Regions from separate parts of the Homo sapiens genome. Here region 2 is linked to region 1. Evidence: read pairs that join two places in POLR2A ChIA-PET (ENCODE). Cell type or tissue: MCF 10A. All regions are shown on one strand. Links, peaks and the distances in the headings refer to the core of each region. The heading gives the core; the rest is flanking DNA.

Region 1 (4,405 bases), core at 232-4,231:
GCATGTGCCACTACACCTGACTACCTTACTGGGTAGTCTCCTGGCTGCTGTGTTGAGAATAGACTGTAGGTGTTTAAGGGCAAAAGCAGGAGGTTAACGGCTGTTATTGCATAAAATCAGGTTAGAGATGATGGTCACTCTGACTAAAGTGATAGTGATAGTAATGGAAGTGGTGAGAAGTGGTTAAGTTTTAGAAATATTTTGTAGGGTTAGCCAACAGGATTTGCTAATAGATCAGATGTGGACCTTGAGGAAAAGAGAAGAATCAAGCATGACTTCAAGGTTTTTGGCCTAAATAACTGGAGTGTTGGAGTTATTGTCAGAGAGGTTTGAGCTGCCATCAGCGAGATGGGAAAAGCTGCAGGAGGAGTAGGTTTTAGGGGCAAGATCAGAAATTCAGTTTTGAACATGTCAAGTTTGAAATGTCTGTTAGAAATGAGTAAGAGGTTGCATATACAAATTTGTATTACTAAGAAGCCTGAGCTGGAGATAACAATTTTATAGTCATCAGTTTATAGATATTGAAAGTCATGAGACTGGGTAAAATTACCAAGTAGTGAGTGTACGTAGAGAATAGAAGAGGACCAAGGACAGTGAGTACCATGGGACATGAGATCAGTATAAGGTCGGGGAGAAGAGTAGAAATCAGCAAAGGAGAATGAGTGGAAGCAAACAGTGCAGTAGGAGAAAAACCGAGAGAGTGGTGGTGCCCTAGAAGCCAAATTAATAAGCTGTAAAATAGAAGGGGATAAAATTATTTGTTTGGCTTATTTTTCCTTGAATACCTACTGGGTGCAAAGCGTTGTGAAAAATATACAAAGGGATGAGAATTAGTATGTTGAAATCATTTGTTTGCATCGTGTAATTGATGAGTAAATAATGAGTAAAGAACTCCTTGTGTTTCTGGGACAAAATGAATGGTTCCTTTATTTTGAACCATCTGTCGTCCTTAGGTGAAACTATCAACTCAGGCATAATCCTAGTGAGCCAGACATCAAGTACAGACACATGTTGTAAAGTGTGCCATTTAGATATCTTTCTAACACAGTGTGTGTGTGAGAGATTTCTCCTACTTATAGATTCAGCTTCCACAGAACATTGTCTTTCCTGAGCTAGTTCTTTCTCAATTTGCAAAGATATTCTTATGGAAAATTTCAGACTTAAATACTCCATGGACAATTAAGTGCACTAAAACAACAAAAACTGTTAAGGTACAGACATACCTCCCAGATACTGCAGGTTTGGTTCCAGACTACTGCAGTAAAGCCAATATCCCAATAAAGTGAGTCACGTGAATTTTATTTCCTAGTGCACATAAAAGTTGTTTACACATATAGTAGTTTATTGTGTGTGATAGCCTTATGTCTAAAAAAAGATATATGCCTTAATTTAAAAATACTTTATTGCTAAAAAATACTAACCAGTCATCTGAGCCTTCAGCTAGTTGTCATCTTTTAGCTGGTGGAGGGTCTTGCCTTAGTGTTGATAGCTGCTGCTGACCAATCAGGGTGGTAGTTGCCGAAGATTGGGGTGGCTGTGACAGTTTCTTAAAATAAGACAATGAAGTTTGCCACATCAATTGACTTTCTTTCATGAAAGATTTCTCTTTAGCATGTGATGCTGTTTGATAGCATTTTACCTACAGTAACTTCTTTCAAAATTGGTGTCAGTCCTCCCAAATTCTGCTGCTGCTTTATCAACTAAGCTTAAGCTTATGTGGTATTCTAAATTCTTTGTTGTCATTTGAACAATATGTACATCATCTTCACCAGGAGCAGGTTGTCTCAAGAAACCACTTTTTTTACTAATGCATAAGAGGCAGCTTCTCATCTACTCAAGTTTTATCATGAGATTGCAGCAATTTAGTCACACCTTCAGGCTCCATCTTCATTTCTTTTTTTTTTCTTTCCTTTTTTTTTTTTTTCTTTTTCTTTGAGACAAGATCTCATTCTGTTGCCCAGGTTGGAGTGCAGTGGCGTAATCACAGCCCACTGCAGCCTCTACTTCCCAGGCTCAAGTGACCCCACCTCAGCCTCCTGAGTAGCTGGTACTACAGGTGCATGCCATCATGCGTGGCTGATTTTTTTTTTTTTTTTGTAGAGACGAGGCCTTGCTATGTTGCCCAGGTTGATCTTGAACTCCTGGGCCCAAGCAATCCTCCCACCTTAGCCTCCCAAAGTGCTGGGAGCCAGCCCAGGCTCTATTTCTAATTCTAGTTCTCTTGCTATTTCTACCACACATGCAGTTGCTTCCTTCACTGAAGTGTTGTACCCTTCAAAGTCATTCATAAAGGTTGGATTCAACCTCTTTCAAACTCCTGTTAGTGTTGATATTTTGACCTCCTCCCATGCTTCACAATTTTTTTTTTCTTTTAAGTGATAGTCTCAATACATTGCCTGGACTGGTCTTGAACTCCTAGGCTCAAGTGATCCTCCCACCTCAGCCTCCCAAAGTGTTGGGATTACAGGCGTGAGTCACCATGCCTGGCCCACAGATGGTTTTAATGGCATCTGGAATGATGAATCATTTCAAGACAGTTTTCAATTTTCTTTTCACAGATCTGTTAGGGAATCACTGTCTATGTCAGCTGTAGCTTTATGAAATGTGTTTCTTAAATAACAAGACTTGAAGGTTGAAACTTTTCCTTGATCCATGGGCCACAGAATGGATGTTGTATTAGCAGGCCTGAAAAAAATCACTAATCTCCTTGTGTACCTCCATCTGAGCTCTTGAGTGACAAGATGCATTGTCAGTGAGTAGTAGTATTTTGAAATGAATCTTTTTTTCTGAGCAGTGGGTCTCATCAGTGGACTTAAAATATTCATTAACCCATACTGTAAACAAACGTGCTGTCATTTAGGCTTTGTTGTTTATTTACTGAGCACAGGCAGAATAGATTTAACATAATTCTTAAGGGCCTTAGGGTTTTCAGAATGGTAAATGATCATTGGCTTCAACTTAAAGTCACCAGCTGCATTATCCTCTAACAGGAGTCAGCCTGTCCTTTGAAGCTTTGAAGCCAGGCATTGATTTCTCCTCTCTAGTTATGGAAGTCTTAGGTGGCATCTTCTTCTGATATAAGGCTGTTTTGTCTACATTAAAAATCTGATTTTTAGTGTAGCCACCTTCATTAATTATCTTAGCTAGATCTTCAGGATAACTTACTTTTTATGTTAGTGGAGGTGGCTTTTTTTCGTAAACTTCATGAACCAACTTCCACCAGCTTCAAACTTTTCTTCTGCAGCCATCTCATCTCTCAACCTTTTTAGAATTGAAAAGTTAGGGCCTTGCTGTGGATTAGGTTTTGGCTTAAGGGACTGTTGTGGCTGGTTTGATGGTTTATCTAGACCACTCAAACTTTCTCCATATCAGCAATAAGACTTTTTCACTTTTTTTTTTTAAATCATTTTTTTGTTCACTAAAGTAGCACTTTTAATTTTCTCCATGTGCCTTTTCTTTGCATTCACAACATGGCTAACTGTGTGGTGCAAGAGGCCTGGCTTTGGGCCGTTGTTAGCCTTCCTAAGTTTAATCATTTCTAGCTTTTGATTTAAAGTGAGAGATAGGTGACTCTTTTCACTTGAACACTTAGGGGCCATTGTAGGGTTATTAATTGGCCTAATTTCCGTATTGTTATGTCTCAGGGAATAGGGAGGCCCCAAGAGAGGGAGATAGAGAAGGTGGAACAGCCAGTGGAACAGTTGGAACACATACATCAGTTACGTTTGCCATCTTACATGGGCACAGTTTGTGGTGCCCCAAAACAATTACAGTAGTAACATGAAAGATTGCTGATCACAGGCCACCATAGCAAATATAATGAAAAAGTTTGAAATGTTGTGAGAATTACCAAAATGTGACACGGAGACATGAAGTGAGCATGTGCTGTTGAAAAAAATGGTGCTGTTGGACTTGCTTGATGCAGGGTTGTCATGAACCTTCAATTTGTATTTAAAAAAAAAGAAAACAACCCCACAATACCAGCCAAGCACAATAAAACAGAGTATGCCTGTACTTCTTTGCGTCATTATGCCAGAATTCCTTAAAGAAGCCACAGTCATAATTAGACCTTGAACTTGGCTGTTTCTCAGCTCAATCCACATTTAATACCATTCTTTATAACGTTCCTTTTTTTACTTCAGAATGAACTCCTTATATTTCCCTTAATGTTTATTTCCCTCTCAGTGCTTAATGCCATGATTTGCACATATTAAATGATGAATAAATATTTTACAAGCCAAAATTTGGAAATACATTTTGTAAAGTCATCATATGTTAAAAAGGTAGCACTTCGTATTCATTGGAACTGCTAACTTTTTGTTTCTTGGACAGTCTTACTCAGCAGCTTGGTTTCAGTTAGTTGTTATAGGCTAATGCCTCCTAGGATTATGTTTTCCAACTTATC
Region 2 (4,405 bases), core at 71-4,070, 300 kb before region 1:
CAAAGGAACAAGATAAATCCCCAGAAACTGACCCCAATGAAATGGAGATATACAAATTGTCTGACAACTAATTCAAAATAATCATTAAAAAGATGCTCAACAAGTTGAGAACAATACATGAACCAAATAAGAATTTCAACAAAAAGGAAGTTTTAAAAAGAACAAAATAGGAATTTTTGGAGCTGAAGAATACTATCACTGAACTGAGGCCAGGCACAGTGGCTCATGCCTATAATCCCAATGCTTTAGGAGGCTGAGGTGGGAGGATCACTTGAGCCAAGGAGTTTGATGTTACAGTGAGCTATGATTATGCTACTGCACTCCAGCCTGGATGACAGAGCAAGACTGCTCTAAAAAAAATAAAAAAGAATAAAAGAAAAATTCAGTAGAGCAATATAACAGCACACTAGCTCAAGAAGAATAAAGAATTAGTGAGCTTGAGGACAGGTCATTTTTAAAGACTCCAAAAGCAATTGCAAGAAAAACAAAAATTGACAAATGGGACCTAATTAAACTGAAGAGCTTCTGCACAGCAAAATAAACTATCAACACAGTAAACAGACAACCTACAGAATGGGAGAAAATATTTGCAAACTATGCATCCAACAAAGATCTAATATCCAGAATCTATAAGAAATTTAAATCAGCAAGCAAAAAAACGATCCTATTAAAAAATGGGCAGAGGACATGAATATAAAGAAGACTAAAGAAGTATGTCTTCTTCTCATTAGAGAAATGCAAATCAAAACCACAATGAGATAGCATTGCATACCAGTCAAGGTGGCTATTATTAAAAAGTCAAAAAATAATGTGTTTGTGAGATTGTAGAGAAAAGGGAAAGCTTATACACTGCTGGTACACAGGAGGAATGGGAATGTAAATTAGTTTGGCCAATGTGGAAAGAAGTTTGCAGATTTCTCAAAGAACCTAGAACTATCATTTGACCCAACAATCCTATTACTGGATATATTTCCAAAGGAATCATTCTATAAAGACACATGAACACATATGTTTGTTGCAGCTATTTTCACAATAGCAGAGACGTGGAATCAACCTAAATGCCCATCAGTGGTAGACTGGATAAAGAAAGTGTAGTACACGTACACCATGGAATACTACACAGAAATAAAAAAGAATGAAATCATATCTTTTGCATCAGCATGGATGCAGCTAGAGACCGTTATCCTAAGCAAATTAATGCAGGAACAGAAAACCAAATACCATATGTTCTCATAAGTGGGAACTAAACATTGAGTACACATGGACACAAAGAAGGGAACAGTAGACACTGGGGCTTACTTGAGGTTGGAGGGTGGGAAGAGGGTGAAGATTGAAAAGCTACCCATTGGATACTATGCTCACTATCTGGGTGACAAAATCCATTTGTACACCAAGCCCCAGTGACACACAGTTTTCCCATGTAACAAATGTGCATCTGTACCCCCTATATCTAAAATAAAAATTGGAAGAAAAATAAAGGTCATTTAGCATTATGCCATTAGTGAAGAAAAAAGAATGAAAAGATTGAAGAAATCCTAAGAGACTTGTGAGCCACTATCAAGCAGACCAACATTTGCATTATGGGAGTCCCAGAGAAGAAGAGAGAAAGGACTAGAAAGTGTATTTGAAGAAATAGTGGCTAAAATCATCCCAAATCTGGGGAATGAAATGGACATTTAGATCCAGGAAGCCCAAGGGACCCAAGTAGAAGGAAGCCAAGAAATCCACACTGAGAAACAGTATAAATGAGTTGTCAAAAGTCATATACAAAGACAGTTTTGAAAGCAGCAAGTAAAAAGTGACTTGACATGTACAGGGGAGCCCCCATAAAACTATGAGTGGATTTCTCAGCAGAAACCTTACAGATCAGAGAGAATGGGATGATATATTCAAAGTGCTGAAAGAAAAATTATCAACCAACAACAGTACACCCAGGAAAACTGTCTTTCAAAAATGGAGAGACAAGGAGTTTCCCAGACAAACAAAAGCAGAGGGAATTTACCATGACTAGACCTGCCTAACAAGTAATGCTGAAAGGAATTATTTAAGTTGAAACTCAAGGATGCTAAACAGTAACATGAAAGTATAAGACTCATTGGTAAAGATAAATATATAGATAAATACAGAATACAGTAATATTGTAATAGTAGTTTACTATTAAGCTCTTCAGTTTAATTAGGTCCCATTTGTCAATTTTTGTTTTTGTTGCAATTGCTTTTGGAGTCTTTAAAAATGACCTGTCCTCAAGCTCACTAATTATTTATAGTATACTATTACAATAGTAATGTAATAGTAATTGTAATACTGTACAGAATACAGTAATACTGTTATAGTAGTATACCAGAATTAAATCACTTTTAGTTCTGGTATACGAGTTAAAAGATAAAAACGTTAAAAACTAACTGAAGATGTTAATAATACAACATAAAATATATAAATTGTGACATGAATAAAGTGCAGGAGGGGGAGAAGTATAAGTGTAGTTTTTGTATGCAATTGAAATTAAGTTATCAGCTTAGACTGTTAACAACTATAGAAGATTTTACGTAAGCCCGATGGTCAACACAAACAAAATTCCTATGGAAGAATCACAAAAGAAGAAAAAGAAAAGCATTATCGATATATACAAAAAGCAGTGGAACACAAAGGCAGCACTAAAGGAAAAAGGGACAAAAGAATTACAAGACAGAAACAATTAGTGAAATGACAATAGTTAAGTCCTTACCTATCAATAATTACTTTAAATAAGTTAAACTTCCCAATCAAAACACAGAGTGACTGAATGGATAAAAGAACAAGACCTAATGATGTGATGTCTACAAGTGACCCTCTTTAGATTTTTTTTTTTTTTTTTTTTGAGACGGAGTTTTGCTCTGTCGCCCAGGCTGGAGTGCAGTGGCGCGATCTCAACTCACTGCAAGCTCCGCCTCCCGGGTTCATGCCATTCTCCTGCCTCAGCCTCCCGTGTAGCTGGGACTACAGGCGCGCGCCACCGTGCCCGGCTAATTTTTGTATTTTTAGTAGAGACGGGGTTTCACCGTGTTAGCCAGGATGGTCTCGATCTCCTGACCTCGTGATCCGCCCGTCTCGGACTCCCAAAGTGCTGGGATTACAGGCGTGAGCCACCGCGCCCGGCCGATCCTCTTTAGATTTAAGGATACATACACTAAAAATGGAGAGATGGAAAAAGATATTCCATACAAATGGTAACCAAAAGAGAGGAGGGTGGCTATATTTATGTCAGACAAGATAGACTTTAAATCAAAAACAGTCATGAGAGACAAAGAAGAACAAAAATAATAATAAAAGGGTCAATTCACCAGGAAGATATACAGTTATAAATATGTATGCACCCAACATCAGCATCTAAATATATAAAACAGACATTGACAGAACTGAAGGGAAAAATAGTAATACAATAATTGTGGGATAATTCAGTATAACCCACTTTTAACAATGGATAGAACATTCAGACAGAAAACAGGTAAGCAAACAGCAGACTTGAACAGCGCTATAGACAACATGGACCTAACATGTATACAAAACATTCTACCTGACAGTGGCAGAATATATATTTCTCTCATGCACAGATAGGACATTCTCCATAATAGATCACATTATGTCACAAAACAAGTCTTAACAAATGGAAGACTGAAAACATACCAAGTATCTTTTCTGACCATAATGGAACAAAACTAGAAATCAGTAGCAGAAGGAATACTGGAAAATTCACAAATATGTGGAAATTTAACATACTCTTGAATAACCAGTGAGTCAAAGAAGAAATCAAAAGGGAAATTAGAAAATATCTTCGGATGAAAGCACAATATATTAAAACGTGGGATATAGCAAAAGCAGTACTGAGGGAATTTTATAACAATAACTAAATTTAAAAAGAAAAATTTCAAATAAGCTAATGTTACACCTCAAGGAACTAGAAAAAAAGAATGAACAGCCAAAAATTATCAGATAGAAGGAAATAAAATTTAGAGCAGAAATAAATGGAACAGAAAATTGAAAAAAATAGAAAGAAATCAGTGAAACTGAGAGTTGGTTTTTTGAAAAGACAAGTTTGACAAACTTTTAGTTAGATTAAGAAAAGAAGACTCAATAAAATTCAAAGTGCAAGATGAGACATTATACCTGATGCCACAGAAACAAAAATAATCATGAGACTACCATGCCCAATTATAGGACAATAAATTGAATAACCTAGAAGGAAAGAAGAAATTCCTAGAAACATATAACCTATGTCATGAAGAAATATGAAATCTGGACAGACCTATAACTAGTAAGGAGATTGAACCAGCAATCAAAAACCTTCCAACAAAGAAAATCCAGGACCAGATGGCTTCACTGGTGAATTCTACCAAACATTTAAAGAGTATTTAATTCTAATTCTTAA

The links. Peaks named below come from ENCODE experiments on the same cell type or tissue, not always from the same donor. Only the 100,000 strongest peaks of a DNase experiment are listed, where the experiment ranks them.
Region 2: POLR2A ChIA-PET joins it to region 1 with 5 read pairs; 2 of 35 experiments call an interaction of 5 or more read pairs at or near these places.

The regions. Positions count from the first base shown.
Region 1 is chr5:131,627,282-131,631,686 of GRCh38, reverse strand. The region is part of intron 1 of RAPGEF6 (Rap guanine nucleotide exchange factor 6); the gene reads left to right. Among named protein-coding and RNA genes, the nearest start is that of RAPGEF6, 5.7 kb to the left of the region's middle. In MCF 10A, for the core only: no CTCF peak of the experiment used is centred there; a DNase peak (open chromatin) is centred at 2,506.
Region 2 is chr5:131,926,596-131,931,000 of GRCh38, reverse strand. The region is part of intron 5 of MEIKIN (meiotic kinetochore factor); the gene reads left to right. Among named protein-coding and RNA genes, the nearest start is that of MEIKIN, 17 kb to the left of the region's middle. In MCF 10A, for the core only: no CTCF peak of the experiment used is centred there; no DNase peak of the experiment used is centred there.